Linked DNA regions of Mus musculus: region 2 is linked to region 1. Evidence: chromatin loops called from intact Hi-C (ENCODE). Cell type or tissue: heart. All regions are shown on one strand. Links, peaks and the distances in the headings refer to the core of each region. The heading gives the core; the rest is flanking DNA. Region 1 overlaps Clmp (CXADR-like membrane protein). Region 2 holds the start of Hspa8 (heat shock protein 8).

What was found. Peaks named below come from ENCODE experiments on the same cell type or tissue, not always from the same donor. Only the 100,000 strongest peaks of a DNase experiment are listed, where the experiment ranks them.
Region 2: it touches region 1 in a loop (6-fold over the local background); 21 of 42 quality-filtered maps call a loop at or near these places.

Annotation. Positions count from the first base shown.
Region 1 is chr9:40,752,046-40,760,373 of GRCm38, forward strand. The region is part of intron 1 of Clmp (CXADR-like membrane protein); the gene reads left to right. Among named protein-coding and RNA genes, the nearest start is that of Hspa8, 45 kb to the right of the region's middle. In heart, for the core only: CTCF peaks have their summits at 4,488 (motif pointing right), 5,436 (motif pointing right) and 5,898 (motif pointing left); DNase peaks (open chromatin) are centred at 4,516, 5,146, 5,456 and 5,846; H3K4me3 peaks cover 1,710 bases; H3K27ac peaks cover 1,753 bases.
Region 2 is chr9:40,800,664-40,808,991 of GRCm38, forward strand. Hspa8 (heat shock protein 8) reads left to right here and starts at 613. Exons shown (of 9, transcript NM_031165.5): 1 at 613-685; 2 at 1,255-1,464; 3 at 1,755-1,960; 4 at 2,076-2,228; 5 at 2,311-2,866; 6 at 3,077-3,279; 7 at 3,502-3,700; 8 at 3,800-4,032; 9 at 4,269-4,539. The coding sequence starts at 1,260. The coding sequence ends at 4,454. Snord14c (small nucleolar RNA, C/D box 14C) reads left to right here and starts at 2,920; the gene lies at 2,920-3,006. It overlaps Snord14d (small nucleolar RNA, C/D box 14D), which reads left to right and starts at 3,332; the gene lies at 3,332-3,418. Snord14e (small nucleolar RNA, C/D box 14E) reads left to right here and starts at 4,085; the gene lies at 4,085-4,175. In heart, for the core only: CTCF peaks have their summits at 775, 4,828 (motif pointing left), 5,877 (motif pointing right) and 7,160; DNase peaks (open chromatin) are centred at 358, 1,298, 1,428, 4,828 and 1 weaker place; H3K4me3 peaks cover 3,754 bases; H3K27ac peaks cover 1,704 bases.

The DNA.
Region 1 (8,328 bases), core at 166-8,165:
CTACAACTGAGGTCTAGCCTCAGCCATCTTTTCACTCTTTATTTTGACATGGAATTTCACTGAATTGCCCAGTAACTTGCTGGTCTTGTGGTCACACTATTAGTCCAAGCAAACCTTGACAGTGTGAGCTTCCTACTTCAGCTCCCCTTGTCACTGGGATTACAGGCCTGGGCCTCCAAGCCTGGCTCTTTTGCCATCTTTTAAATATTTGGGAAGACAGATGTTAGACTGCCCTGTAGTATTCTGTCCTGCTGACTTTCACCTATAATTGTGCTAACTGTACTTTAGACATGACTCTCCAACTTCATCACTTCCTGCTTACAATCCTCTGACAGCAAATTTCTATTGTTTTTTCCATCAAAGCCTCATCCAGCTTTTAATGCCTAGCACTGCACATAGCTGTGCTTAATGTAACGGCTTGGCTCCTATAAAATGCAGTGGGCTGTCACTCCTGTGTCTGCAACATCATACTGCCAGGAGTGCAGCCTTGCGCTTAAATTCACAGTCATATCAACCAGTGGTCCATTAAACTCTTATTTGATTCCAGGTTCCGACCCTGTACTTGTGTCTGGATGTAACTCCCAACATATCTCTATCAAAGTTCTCTTTCTGTTTGGCTCAGACTCCCAGCTGGCAAGACAATTATGTATCTACCTCCAGAGTGCCCAATGAGATTAACTTGTCTACCTAGCTTGGTGCATACATAGTTAATAGAAATGATCTGTTTCCCACTGTACTGGGGTGCGGGGAGGGTGACCAGACGGGAGCTATCTCCATGGTGCTTCCTATAAACCACATGGCTTCAGTTTTTGCTAAACAGAACGGATAGCATCAGTTCACTCTGTAGTCACTGGCCTCACTTGGGACGAGGCTTTGGAAGGAGCTGAGTTAGTTAACTGTTAAAGTAATTGAAGGTAGCCAGGCGTGGTGGCGCATGCCTTTAATCCCAGCACTCAGGAGGCAGAGGCAGGCAGATTTCTGAGTTCAAGGCCAGCCTGGTCTACAAAGTGAGTTCCAGGACAGCCAGAGCTATACAGAGAAATCCTGTCTCGAAAAACCAAAAAAAAAAAAAAAATTGAAGGTATCATTAACCATCAGCTGTCTGAGGGCCATAGGGGACATGAGGCCCACGTCTTTGTATTCCTAGTGCCATCTGCACTTGGTAAGTAAAGAGAACACTGGAAGTTCTTAATGTGGGCAGCCACATTAAATCACATAATAGCCAGCCTGTCACAGAGCGGGGAAAGGGTGAGTCCTCATCCCTTCTTTCTTTCCTCCCTTTTTGAGACATACATTCACTGTGTAGCCTTAATTGACCTGGAATTCATTGTATAGGCAAGGCTACCTTCAAACTCAGAGATCCACCTGTCTCTGCCTCCAATGCTGGGATTAAAGGTGGCCACTGCCACACCTGACATGAGCTTTGGCTTTGATCAGCCTTTGTTTCATCTGAAAACTTAAGTGCTGGGGTGCAGGAATCACCTCACAAACCATACAGTGACAGTCAGAAAGGGATAGTTTACTGGGCATACACCCCAAATTCGGGAATTGAACCATGACACTGAGTTAGGATTCTATAGGGTTTTTTAAGCCCCAAATCCACAAATATCTATGCCAAGTTATTTCACCAATCAGGATTTAGGGATAGGGGATTTCCTAAGGAACTTGTCTTAGTTGTATGTTTATCCTGTTTCCATTGGTTGGGTATTGAACTGTGGCAGGGGACTTGCCTTGTCTAATATTCATGTCCTAACTTGACATGAATCAAGGGCGGGGCTTGCCTTGTCTAACATTCATATTTTAACTTGTCTACCAGGATGGGACTTGTCTAACATTCATGTAATTAACTTGCCAACCAGGATGGCAGTTACCCACATACATGTCTCTTTCTGCCAAGTAGGATGTCAGTTCCCAGGGAAGTCTTGAGAATTTAAACTTTACTCGACCACTACTCAAAATGAAAATCTTACTCCAAATAATTTCTTAAATTAGTGCAGGTGTCTCTCTTATATTGGGGTCCATCCTAGGGGCAGCTTATATCATAAAAGCTTATACACAGCTGCAGGAAGAGCTGTTGGGGAGTTGGTTCAGGTCCAAGCTTATTACAGGTAACGATACAAAACAGTTCTACTGTCTTCTATCAGGATCGGTTTCCAAGGGCTCAGAACGTAACAGAATATGTACTCAATCTTGGCATTAGAGGGTTTCTTAGTAACAGCAGAAACATATGAGAAAATTTCCTTATAAAGGCAGGCTAGCCAGGTAACAGTTACCCAGGCCTTAACATTTTATCTAGGCCATAACATTCCACCTAAGACCTAATATTTTACCTAAATCCTAATACTTAGGGCTAGGGATGTAGTTCCGTGGTTAAGTATTTGCCCAACATGTACAAGGCCCAGGGCTTTGAGCCTCAGCCCTACAGTAACAAATCACAGAGGAAAAACCTATCCCCAAAGCCAGGTGTGGTGGCGCACGCCCTTAATCCCAGCACTTGGGAGGCAGAGGCAGGCGGATTTCTGAGTCCGAGGCCAGCCTGCTCTACAAAGTGAGTTCCAGGACAGCCAGGGCTACACAGAGAAACCTTGTCTTGAAAAACCAAAACCAAAAACAAAAAACAAAACAAAACAACAACAACAATAACAAAAACCTATCCCCATTATTGTTTCCGTCAATACTGGGCTCTCATTACTCATATTCTATTATTCCCCTCTCCCTCTCCTCCTTTCCTCTTTTTGTCCCCTTCACCATCTTCCTGTCACCTTCTCCTTATCCCCAACCCCTCCTTTCTTTTCTTCTTCCTATCGTTTACTTAAAACCCAGCCTAGGGTGTGGAGCTAAATCCCTGCGACCCATCTCCTGACTAAAGCCTAGTCCTTGTGGCCACCCCACTATTTCAGAGACTCCTGGAACAAATGTCCTCTCAGGGGGACACCATCCCAGTTTCCAGATGTTTGAAATTCCGCTGGCCTCATTCCTTTAGCTTTTGGCTTTGTCTAAATACCAAATATGTTTGCATTAAAGAAGTCGCTGAAATAGGTCTGGTCTGGTGGTTAGCAACACATAGCCTATGTAGTTTTTTTCTCTCCTCTGAAGACCTTCATATGGAGATCCCGGAATGGGCTGGGTCCAAGGCTTAGAAGGAAACATATGCTGGGTAGAAAAGGAACCTCACTAGCTGTCAGTGAAGCTGGCAAGAGAGGCCACGTTCTCCCTCAGCTCCAGGTGCTCCCCCAGCTCCAGGTGCTCCCCCAGCTCCAGATGCTCCCCCAGCTCCAGGTGCTCCCCCAGCTCCAGGTGCTCCCCCAGCTCCAGGTGTTCCCCCAGCTCCAGATGCTCCCCCAGCTCCAGGTGCTCCCCCAGCTCCAGATGCTCCCCCAGCTCCAGGTGCTCCCCCAGCTCCAGATGCTCCCTCCACCTGGTGTGTTCTCCCTTCCCTCCAATCTGCAGCCACAGCATGCCTGACTCCCCAGAACACCTCACAATCCTGGTTTGCCTCCTTGTGCCTGTTTCTCTTTGTCTTTTACAACACAGTGTGACTGTCGTTAATAATAACCACCGTTTGTTGAGTGGGTGCCTTGTTAGATCTTTTACCCAGGCCATGTACAATCCTTCCAACAACCTTTCTTCGTTTTACAGAGAAGAAAAGGCGTGTTGGGAGTGGGGGTAGTGGTGCATGTCTTTAATCCCAGCACTCAGGAGGCAGAGACAGGCGGATCTCAGAGTCCGAGATCCTTGGTCTTCAAAGCAAGTTCCAGGACAGGCAGAACTTCACAGAGAAACCCTGTCTACAAATAAACAAACAAAAAACAAAAACAAGCAGAGAAGAAAAGGCTGAGAGAGGTCAGGAGACTGTCTAAATCCGGGTCCATGGTGCCTCATGAAATGTATACAGTGTTCCAGAAAGTGTGAATGCCTCACTCATGCATACACATACACCCCCACACCCCACAGGACTCTACAACTTGGCTTGAGTCACTGTGTGTCTTAATTTTTTTAAAGATTTATTTATTATGTATACATGTATGCCTGCAAGCCAGAAGAGGGGACCTGACCCCATTACAGATAGTTGTGAGCGACCATGTGGTTGTTGGGATTTGAACTCAGAGCCATCTCACCAGCCCGTGTCTTAATTCTTGATCTATACAATGAAATACGGCTTTTCCCTTTGTTTTTGTTCATTCTCTGTGTTTTGCTTTTAGACAGGATAAGTCAGTGTAGCCCAGGCTAACTTTGAAGTCACAGTATTCACAGCTTTTTCCCTGCTTCAGGCTTGCAAATATCCGAATGACTTTACTTTCTAATACCTTACTTTCTTACGTATATCCGATGCATCCATTCTCCTGAGGCTTACTGGAGCATTCTGGGTAAAGCAAAATATGGGGAAACTCCTCCCACTCAAGGTTAGTGAATACTAAATGTCCCCTAACCATTGAAAAATGTTCTCACTCAATGGAAGAAAGGGAGGCTACATCTGTGTCGCCCACTAGAGGGCACTGTACTGTATACTGCACAATGTGAAAGACCAGACTTTCGATCCCTGCCATGGGATGCTCTAACTTTGTAAACTCTGATCTACACAGGCTGGTAAATTACTTGGATGATAACTCCTACACCAAGAGCTGCGGCCTTGCCTAGAGCCTGCTTTGACTATACATTCAGGGGTCATTTCCTTAGTTCATTACTCGGAGCTTGGGAACATGTAGGGAGCCTGTACTCATGGGGTAACCTTTCAGGAAGAGCAAACATGGGTGACTAGGGACAAGTTGTCCGCCTTGGGCATTCAATGAGCTTTGGGAAAGTAGTAAAGTCTTATTTAGGAAGAAGAGAGGTTAGAGGTTGTTCTTTGGTCACGGCCCAGCCCACTATCCCTTATGAGAGGGGCGGGGGATATGAATATGTTTTTTGTTAAAACTCCTTCTTGCCTGGTCTTTTTGAAAAAAAGTCTGGAATGATCAAAGGAGTCCAATGAGACCCAAGGTTTTAGAGCGCAAAATCTTAAGCTAATCTTAAGCAGCAAGTACACGAAGAATTAGTCCCACCTTACCATGGAGGAGCACGGAGGGAGCGGTTTCCAGGGCAGCTGACCCCAGGCCGGGGGATGGGGGTGGGGGAGTGGCTGTTGATAACGCTAAGGCTGAGAGGTTCCCACTAGCACCTTGTTAAGTGTCTGAGTTGCCCGTGAAATCCCCACTAGGGAAAGCCCAAGGCTTCCAGGAAGGCGTTTTGCATATACACAAGAAGCCTCTTTCCAAACCCCGCTTCCTATCGATAAATACTGCAGCAAAAATTTCAAAAATTCTTCCCTTCCCTGAACCCCTGCGACTCACTAGCTTGGCCAGGCTGTGATCTCCTCCTAAGTTATACCGACTGTAAGGGTTTCTTCGCCCTAAGGTTGATCCCTGTTGCCCAGGAAATCCTATGCTAGCAGCCAGAGGGTGGCTGGACCTGCCCATTCCCTCTCACCCACCAGATGGCAGGCACATGCTAAGCAGTTCCCACAAACACTACCGAGGGCCCTGCCAGCTCAAACTGTAGATTCAACATATGGTAAAAATTATTTCTTAAGATGACCAAAAAAAAAAAAAATCCCAGAAATCTGGTAGCATCTTGGAGTTGGGGGGAGGGGGGAGGATGGTGGGGAGGAGGTGGGGGGGGGTCGGGAGGAGGGAGGACGGGGACTTAAGGTTCAAGAAAATAGGCAGATCCGTAGGCTCTGGTTGACACTCCCTGCCTCGCTGAAGTCGTTTGTATTCACGAAGGCACCCTCCTGGCGCTGCTGTATTTAATTCTGGATGTGTTATAAATAGAAGCTAGAGAGCGCAGTGTACACCGCCCACCACCTTGTTCCGGCCCTCTGGGGACATCGTCCAAATCTGGGCCTTTGTTTCCCTCTAGTGGCCTCCCTCAGCAAGTCTCACAGCAGAGCCTTTGCATTTGTTTATTCTGCATATAGCAAGGGCCTCCTGGATGCACGAGGGTGGTGTACAGTTCTTGAGCTTTGCACGAAGCTAAGACAACTCTGCGGGTTTCAGCGGCGAATGAAAGCTAGCGCATCCTCGGCCAAGCCCAACACAGTACAGTGCAGTCAGTTTCTCCGCTTTCCTGAGGGCTGCCATGTGGGCTGAAGGAGAACCGGCAATGTTATAGAGCATTTCCACTCTAAATGATTTAACCGGACCTCATCTCACGATGTTCCTCCCCTGTGCCAAGGTTCACTCAACAGTAAAATAGGTCTAAATGCTGACTGGCTATCTGCTATGTATTCAGACTCACAAAAGCAAAAACCAAAAGCAAAACTATGTTAGTTTACAGGAAATCTTCTCACATAGGCAGTAAAAGTATGATTTTGAAAGTATGATTTTGGGCTGGAGAGATGACTCAGCAGTTAAGAGCACTGACTGCTCTTCTGGAGGTCCTGAGTTCAATTCCCAGCAACCACATGGTGACTCACAACCATCTGTAATGGGATTGGATGCCTTCTTCTGGTGTGTCTGAAGACAGCTACAGTGTACTTAGATATAATAAATCTTTTTTTAAAAGTTATTTCTATATTGGTTGCACCACATAAGCTCGGCACATACACATTTGTTCAAATATAAGTGTAACACGTGTGTTGCATTTCACAGCCTTGCACTTTGCACCACATTTGTTCTAAAAGAACTTGACATCTGGGGTACACGTGATAAGAGAGGCAAGAATCCTGGTTTGGAAGAACAGCCAGTGCTCTTAACTGCTGAACCAACTCTCTGACCCCATCTTTTTTTTTTTTTTTTAAGATTTATTTATTATTATATATAAGTACACTGTAGCTGTCTTCAGATGCACCAGAAGAGGGCATCAGGTCTCATTATGGGTGGTTGTGAGCCACCATGTGGTTGCTGGGATTTGAACTCAGGACCGTCAGAAGAGCAGTCAGTGCTCTTACCCACTGAGTCATCTCACCAGCCCCTGACCCCATCTTTTTAATTTTTTTTTTTTTTTTACCCCGGGTGGCCCCAAACTTTTGATTCTCCTACCTTAGACTCCAAGTGATGGGATTAGGGGCACATGGACGTTAGAGTTGACCTTTGTTTTCTCTATTTTAAAGACAGGGTCTGACTGTCATGCTCAAGTTCAAGTGACCATCTAGGCTCAGCCTCCCAAGTAGCTGGGCTTATAGATGTGTTCCAGCATGACCAGCAAGGCACTCAGCGATACCAGCAGTTTCCTTTCTTTTAGAACCTTGAAGTGCTACCCTCTCCTAGACAGATGATTTCCATACAACATTTCTAATATTTACCAAGCCCTTGGAAGACTGTCCTGAACCCTGTAATTAGATGCCCATGAACTTCTCTAGATTTACATAATTCTCCTAGCATGAATAATTTCCCTTTATAGTACAATGGTGTTTGTCATGTTTTCATTCTCCGAAATGCACGCCGCTAGAAAGCGGAAAATCATTCTGTGGTTAGAGCAGCTCATTTGAAAATAAGAAGGCTCTCCTGAGCGTCAGGGCCTTTGAAACTTTGTAACTTCAGGCACTAGAGCTGCCTGTGTTGATGCAGAGATTCCGTGAGTGCCATCCTTCCAGAAGCTGCTGCTAGTAGACAGATGAAAGACATGGTTGTGACTGGGCAGTGGTGGCACATTCCTTTAATCCCAGCACTCCGGAGGCAGAGGCAGGCAGATACTGAGTTTAAGGCCAGCCTGGCCTATAGAGTGAGATCCAGGACAGCCAGGACCACACACAGAGAGAGAGAGAGAGAGAGACAGAGACAGACAGAGAGACAGAGACAGAGAGAGAAGCCTCAAGAAATAAACAAAAAATGAAAAACAAAAAGGAGCTGTTGACTTATATCATTTGTTTTATGTTGTTATTGAGTGCTAAGGACTGAACCTATTGCCTGGCAGTGGTGGCGCACGCCTTTAATCCCAGCACTTGGGAGGCAGAGGCAGGCAAATTTCTGAGTTCGAGGCCAGCCTGGTCTACAGAGTGAGTTCCAGGACAGCTAGGGCTATACAGAGAAACCCTGTCTCGGAAAAAAAAGAAAACAAAACTGAGCCTAGATCTTCTCACAAGCTAAATAAACACCCTCCCACTAAGCTAAATCCACAGGCTTCTTGCCTTTTTTTTTTTCTTCCATATTTAGTATTTTTGAGACAGGGTCTCACTGTGTGACCCTGGTTGTCTGGGAACTTACTTTGTAGACCGGGGTGGTCTCAAACTCACAGAGATAAGCCTGTTTCTGCCTCCTGAGAATTAGATTATGCACCACCACGGCCTGGCTCACTCTTCACTTTTTATTCAGAGACAGGGTCTCACTAAATTTCCAAGGTTGGCCTTCA
Region 2 (8,328 bases), core at 95-8,094, 49 kb after region 1:
CCCGAGGCCGGGAAACCGCCGGGCTCAGGGAGAAGGACCGAGGGTCGTGTGGGGGAGGGGCGCAACAACCTTCGCAGCCATTTTGTCCTCGCCCCACTTCCGTCTTCTCTTCCCGGACTCCCCCTCCCTCAGGCTCTTCTCTCAGGCAGCCCGGGGTCCCAAGAGGTAGGGATCCGGCCGAACGCTGCTCTCATTGGTCCGTCGCGGAGGTACCCGCCTTCCTCCCAGGGCATCCTTCCGCCCCCTCCCGCCTGCGCTGCCGGGTCGCGCACGCGCACTCGCCGGCGACCCTCTCCCCTCCCCCAGCAGCTCTGAGTGACAGAGGACTCCCGCGCGCGGGCTCCCGGCGCCCCGCCTTCTCCGCTCCCCCCGGGCCGTTCCCAGAGCGGGGGCGAGCGTGAAAGTTCCAGAACGCCGCGGTCGTGCGTCATCGCGAGGCGGGGCGGGGAGAAGGCGGGACCTAGGCGAGCGTTCTGGCTCTTCATTAGTGCAGTCGGCAAGGGCTGGTCGTCCATTGGCTAAGAAGCTATGATCGGCAGCGGGATGGGGCGGCACCCTTCTGGAAGGTTCTAAGACAGGGTATAAGAGAGAGGGAAGCGGGCGGAAACCGGTCTCATTGAACGCGGAGGCAGCTGCCTGGCATTTGTGTGGTCTCGTCGTCAGCGCAGCTGGGCCTACACACAAGGTGAGGCATGGGACTCGGGGGTTTGCGGGGGTCCGGGGTGGTGCAGGAGTCCCGGGGAGTCTCTTAGGCGGCGGCTGCAGCTCAGGCCGTCACCACCAGGGACAGAGACTGCAGCAGATCCGGAGGATGGGCTGAGTCAGGGCGGCGCCGCCATGGCCTTGTGGCTCCGCGTGGCGGGGGAGGGGAGCCACAGGCGCCCTGGTCTTTTTATCCTGTCTGTGACTTCAAATATAAGGCTTCTGCCCGGCGCCCACAGGGCAGGGCCCCCCGAGGTGGGAAAGGGGGATCCTGGCTCCCGCGGTGCGCGGTCCGGGTGGGGGGGGTTCGGGGGGCGCTCGGAGGTGGCCACGTGCTCCACCATTGTCGCAGACCTTTAGGACAGATGGTTCCTTGAGCCTTGGGCGGGCTGTGCCAGGCTTGGCACAGACCACCTATACTGCAGCACTGCTGCCACGAGCCTGCCGCGTGGCTTCAGGTGATAGGTCTGGGTCACCAAGTCCAGACCCACTGCGGACTGGATAAAAGCCGGAAAGCGAGTGCTTAGCCCCCCTCCTTTTTTTTTCTAATAGCAACCATGTCTAAGGGACCTGCAGTTGGCATTGATCTCGGCACCACCTACTCCTGTGTGGGTGTCTTCCAGCATGGAAAGGTGGAAATTATTGCCAATGACCAGGGTAACCGCACCACGCCAAGCTATGTTGCTTTCACGGACACAGAGAGATTAATTGGGGATGCGGCCAAGAATCAGGTTGCAATGAACCCCACCAACACAGTTTTTGGTAAGTCGCCAGCATCTTTGTGCCACTAGCATGAGTAAAAGGGCTGGGGGGCAGGGCATTTGGAATGTAGAAACAGATCTGCCTTAATAACTGCAGCCTGAGATTGCAACTGTTTAAATATGACAATATAAGGCCACAAGATTTTAAATATGGGCCTTGGCTTCCTGCACTAGAGATTACGTCCATCTAGATGGGTGCTGCAGGTTTTTGTTTTCTGTTTTTTTGGTTTTTTTTTTTTTTGCAGTGATAGGCACTAAGGAGTGTGATGAGGTATGTTTAATATTTTACAGATGCCAAACGTCTGATCGGGCGTAGGTTTGATGATGCTGTTGTTCAGTCTGATATGAAGCACTGGCCCTTCATGGTGGTGAATGATGCAGGCAGGCCCAAGGTCCAAGTGGAATACAAAGGGGAGACAAAAAGTTTCTACCCAGAGGAAGTGTCCTCCATGGTTCTGACAAAGATGAAGGAAATTGCAGAAGCGTACCTCGGAAAGGTGGGTTTTTTTTTTAACAGGTGCCATTTGAGATGGGTGTTACCTTTATGTTTAATTCACACATTCTGATCGGGAATTTGCCAACCAAACAATTGTGCAATTCATTGTTTTTTAGACCGTTACCAACGCTGTGGTCACAGTGCCCGCTTACTTCAATGACTCTCAGCGACAGGCAACAAAAGATGCTGGAACTATTGCTGGCCTCAATGTACTTCGAATCATCAATGAACCAACTGCTGCTGCTATTGCTTACGGCTTAGATAAGAAGGTAGGCATTTCAAATCAAGTACAACTTTGTTAGGGTTAACTTGCCAGAAACAGGCCTGAGCTAAGAATGTCTTATTTGACAGGTCGGAGCTGAAAGGAATGTGCTCATTTTTGACTTGGGAGGTGGCACTTTTGATGTGTCAATCCTCACTATTGAGGATGGAATTTTTGAGGTCAAATCAACAGCTGGAGACACCCACTTAGGTGGAGAAGATTTTGACAACCGAATGGTCAATCATTTCATTGCTGAGTTCAAGCGAAAGCACAAGAAAGACATCAGTGAGAACAAGAGAGCTGTCCGCCGTCTCCGCACGGCCTGCGAGCGGGCCAAGCGCACCCTCTCCTCCAGCACCCAGGCCAGTATTGAGATTGATTCTCTCTATGAGGGAATTGACTTCTATACCTCCATTACCCGGGCTCGATTTGAGGAGTTGAATGCTGACCTGTTCCGTGGCACACTGGACCCTGTAGAGAAGGCCCTTCGAGATGCCAAGCTGGACAAGTCACAGATCCATGATATTGTCTTGGTGGGTGGTTCTACCAGAATCCCCAAGATTCAGAAACTTCTGCAAGACTTCTTCAATGGAAAAGAGCTGAACAAGAGCATTAACCCCGATGAAGCTGTTGCCTATGGTGCAGGTAAATACATACAGCCTTTATAGTCTTTATAATCTCAACAAGTCCTGTAAGATTCGCTGTGATGATGGATTCCAAAACCATTCGTAGTTTCCACCAGAAGTACTGTGTTGGCTAGTTCCTTCCTTGGATGTCTGAGCGAATGAAACATACATATGTTGAGTAGACTGCAGTTACAGTGCGTTGTTTCTAACATTTTTTTTCTTTTTATAGCTGTCCAGGCAGCCATTCTATCTGGAGACAAGTCTGAGAACGTTCAGGATTTGCTGCTCTTGGATGTCACTCCTCTTTCCCTTGGTATTGAAACTGCTGGCGGAGTCATGACTGTCCTCATCAAGCGCAATACCACCATCCCCACCAAGCAGACACAGACTTTCACCACCTACTCTGACAACCAGCCTGGTGTACTCATTCAGGTATGTTGTCCCTAGAATTTTGTAGCTTGTATAGAAAGCCCAGGGAAGTTCCTCGCTGTGATGATGGATTCCAAAACCATTCGTAGTTTCCACCAGAAATGCTGTGTTGGCTAGTTCCTTCCTTGGATGTCTGAGCGAACTTATCTTCCCCAAATTTGAGCTTAAGCCACACGAGCAGTAGTTTCTAAAATTGGATGTCTTAATTTTTATTGTCTCTTCTAGGTGTATGAAGGTGAAAGGGCCATGACCAAGGACAACAACCTGCTTGGAAAGTTCGAGCTCACAGGCATCCCTCCAGCACCCCGTGGGGTCCCTCAGATTGAGGTTACTTTTGACATCGATGCCAATGGCATCCTCAATGTTTCTGCTGTAGATAAGAGCACAGGAAAGGAGAACAAGATCACCATCACCAATGACAAGGGTAAGTATGGACCTGCTGCTTTCTTTCTGAATAGAAAGAACAAGGTTTGCTCTTACCATTAAAGAGACATGCTCATGATTTTGTAACTTTCATCATCAGGCCGCTTGAGTAAGGAAGATATTGAGCGCATGGTCCAAGAAGCTGAGAAGTACAAGGCTGAGGATGAGAAGCAGAGAGATAAGGTTTCCTCCAAGAACTCACTGGAGTCCTATGCCTTCAACATGAAAGCAACTGTGGAAGATGAGAAACTTCAAGGCAAGATCAATGATGAGGACAAACAGAAGATTCTTGACAAGTGCAATGAAATCATCAGCTGGCTGGATAAGAACCAGGTATGTGTTTTGCCAATAAGTAGATGTTCATTCAGAAAAGGGCTGAGAGGGGTCACAATGATGATGAATGGTCCAAACATTCGCGGTTTCCACCAGAACGCAAGGCAGTGTTGGCAGTTACCTTCCTTGGATGTCTGAGTGACTCAATAGCTAAGGGTTCTTTAGGCTTAGTTGTCAGTCTCCTCCCCCCAAAGTAATTGGAGATCTTTTAATAAATTTGATTTCTTTTTTCTCAGACTGCAGAGAAGGAAGAATTTGAGCATCAGCAGAAAGAACTGGAGAAAGTCTGCAACCCTATCATTACCAAGCTGTACCAGAGTGCAGGTGGCATGCCTGGGGGAATGCCTGGTGGCTTCCCAGGTGGAGGAGCTCCCCCATCTGGTGGTGCTTCTTCAGGCCCCACCATTGAAGAGGTGGATTAAGTCAGTCCAAGAAGGTGTAGCTTTGTTCCACAGGGACCCAAAACAAGTAACATGGAATAATAAAACTATTTAAATTGGCACCATACAGTTGTCCTGACTGAGTTAAATGTAAGAAACAGGGACAGGTTGAGACGGTCTTGTCTCTAGCTGGCCTAGGATTTAGGTGCTTCTCAAGCTGGGAGAGCCAACACTGCCAGTAAGCAGGTCTAGCCCCAGGCTACAGGTTTACCTTGAACCTGGATAACATTTGACAAGCTAAATGAACACAGGGTGCTGGTTCTCAGCTATGAAATCTATGGGTGCAGATGGGGACTTGGCCTTCTAAGTCCATTTGCTTGTATAATCTAGTGTTAAACTGCCACCTAGTGGCCAGCCTTGTTTCAGAGGTCTGCATGCAGCAAAGCCTAGTAACTTGATGTAGTACTAATAATTAGGGGAGAATAAAGGCTCGCCTTTAATGCCAGTACTTGGGAGGTAGATTCCTGAGGCCAGCCGGGTCTACCAGAGTTCCAGGGCTAAACAAACCCTGCTTTTTTCATCTGCTGGGAGTACTGTCATGCTGAGTGAGGTCCATCTGCAGCCTCTGGCACTTGGTATTTCTAATACTACTGGATGTTTTGCCTTGGCAGGAGACTGCTCTTCTAGTTCCCTAATGTTGGGATTAAACTGCCATTCTACTGTACTGAAAGTTGGGGAGATACATGTAATTTAATAGGATAGGGTACTTAGGTCCAGACAACCAACTGCAAGGAAATTTTTCTGTGCAGCGTTCATCTGAAACCCATGGTGGTTGCTGTTATAAGAACATTTCAGTTTTCCTTTTTAAGTGATAGTGTGGGTGCACAACTGGGGTTAGAATAGATCAAATGTGTATTTTGGGGACTGAAGGCAGGCAGTAGGCTTGCTAGTACAACTGTTCCCCTGCCCCCTACACTTGGAAGTCATGCCTGGGCTTGCACAAAATGGTTAAACTGATTTTGCTGAGAATTGTGTAGTACTAAAAGTGAAAACTAAGTTTATGGAAAAGCCTTGGAATTAAGTCAAGTTATAAGTAAAACTAGAGGATGTTAAGCGTGAGCCACTGCTTTCAGTTTTGAAGGGATCCTAAATCCGTTTTACATGGATTAGAATACTTACCTTTTTCCTGGCTATTCAAGCTGGTTTCAGGTTTCCCTGGAAAGTACTGACAATCACTACCAAGCCAGTCTTAGTTAAAATTTAACTATAATGCATCTTTAGTGCTATATTTCACAAGTAACAGACCTTTAAACTAAGGGAAATGCTTTTGCTATGAGCCACAGCAAAAGTTCTCCACAGTAGTACAGTATTTCAATGTAATTTGAGTTCAAGGCTCTAGGCTTATAGGTGGAATAACCCTTTTCTTCATGGGAAGACATTTTACAAGTGTTCCTTGTGCTTAATGACTTGACGTCTTTGTCCAGCAGATGGCAGTGGTAGCTAATTATAAAGCAACTGCCAGGGTCCTTGGGAAAGCTACTGGAGCTTTTTTTTTTTTTTTTTCCTCCAAGGTAGGCTTTCTTTAGCCCTCAAACTCTGCCAACTTCTGCCTCTGCCTCCTGAGTGTTGGGATTAGCATGATCCACCATACCCCACTAGAACATTTGTCAAATGGGAGCAGGTGCCTTTTGCTTATTGGCAGCATCGCAAAGGGCTTGAAGTTAACCCTGGGCTTGCACAAGATGGTTAGTGCAAGCTAGTGATAGACCAACCCAAAGTCAAACATCCATATTCCTGAGTATGGCATTGTAGAATGAGCAAGTGCCTGGTCAGGAATGGTGTGGGGTCTGGCTTGAGTAAAGTTTAGTGCTTATGAGTGAGAAGAGTGGAACAAAGACACAGTGGTCAAGGAGTCTTTCTTCTGAGCTGATGTTTGGCAAGGCTGCTGGGCACTGTGGCTCAGCTCAGGCGGTAATGCTTGGCCAGCAGGATTCAGTCTTGGCACCACACCAAACTTGGTGTGATATGGTAGCACTTGGGAGGTGAAAAGGAAAGGATCAGAAGTTCAGGGTCCTCTGTAATGGGATAGTGAGTTGAGTTCAAGGTCAGCCTTGGCTCTAGCAACCGACTCTTAAGACGAGAGCTATAACAATTCATATACCATCTGCTTTGCTCTGGGGATGTGGTAGATATACTTTGTGTACATTCAAAGAACGATGCAAAACAATCTAGTCAAGAAAACCCTATAGCATTATTGCTGTGGTTTTTTTGGCCCCACACTCCCTTAGCTATCCATTCTGAACACTTTGGAGACAAGGAAGGCACAACACATGGTCTTTTGTGACTGTCTTAACGTTTTCCACCAAGCTGCTGTAGGCAGGGAAGAGCAAATGGGAGAGAACTGTTAGAGTAGTTGGGAAGATTGAGAAGGAATAGAAGAAGTAAAAGTGTATTCTCACAAGTACGTAAGGGTAGGAGACATGCCTCCTGGCTGCAATCTAGCATTTAGGAGATAGAGGCAGGAAGAATGCAATGGTGAGACTATCTGATGTTTTGATGCGTTGGGGCTCAATTCAAACCAAATAGTTTCCACTCTCAGGAAATACTAGAGACTTGAGACTTGAAAGGCGGCCAGCTGCAAGCAATGATGTCAATTGGAAGTAGCTTGGGAAGTTCAACAGAAGCTCTTTGTTGCTTTGCTATTTCTTGGGTTTCTGTCCAGAGACCTGCAGTGCCCTCTAACGTTGTGCAACGATGAGCAGATTACGTTTCAGGAACTACCTAAGAAGTGGGGGTTACAATATTCGACCTTAGGATCGTCAGGAGAATGAAGTGAGCCCGTGTGTGCAAACCATTTAGCCCTGCAGCTGACTTGGGAAAGGGCTCCGTAAATGGGCTATCATTAGCTATGAGTGCACACTATTTCCTAAGGGTCCCATACAGAGCGACACACACACACACACACACACACACACACACACACACACACACACACACAGAGAGAGGTACTTTAAAACAACAGACTTACTGTCTCCAGTGGAGAGACTGAAAGTCTGAAATCAACATTTGGATGAGAGCCATGCTTGTCAGGGAGGGAATCTTCTGACTCTCCAGTCACCTGCTGCCCTACTGTGCTGCTTGTCACTGTGTACATTTAGCCTTTTAGAAGCACAACCTTAAACATTAGCTTCCCAGGCAGCTGTGCACGGAAAGTCATTCTCGGAGGTTCTGGGATTAGAACTCAGTGACAGGTCAGCCCACAGCCCACAGCCATCACATTCCAGGTTGTCAAAGGGAAAGAAGCTTCCCAATTCGTGTGCAAAACCAGAAAGGGAACCCTAGGACAAAATCCAAATTCCTGTTCTTCAGTGAGATGGAGTGTCAGGTCTTTTAACTGCAGTCTTTCTCTGGAGCCGCTCCCCACAGCAGGCTACCAGCTGTGGGGCTCTTTTTCCTTCCTACTTTGTCATCCCTCCGTTGCCCCTCCGGATTCCCAAACAATGCCTAATTCTATTATTTCCAGTCATTTCCTCGTGGATGGCGGTTTATTTCTGTCATCAAGTCTCTGATGAAATCTATAGCTGTGAAATGTTTAGTCCAATCCCAACAAATCGTGTATAGTGGTAACATGTCACAGGCAGCCCGCGGCCTGCATTACGTGGTAATTTGGAAGAGAGAGAAGTGATAATATAAGGCTGGGCTTCCTTTGTGAGCTCGCATTAATGCTGTAGCTGGTGATGTCAACTGACAGCCCATCGATTTGGGCTAATAGTGCACGGAGGGGGCAGAATGGGGGCAAGGCAGGGAATAAAGGATATTGACGTCCAGCCACCAGGATCCCGGCAGCTTTTAATCTATTATTGCCCTCTTTTAATGCAACTTTCACATGTCAACTGCATTTGCTTCTCTTCGCTCT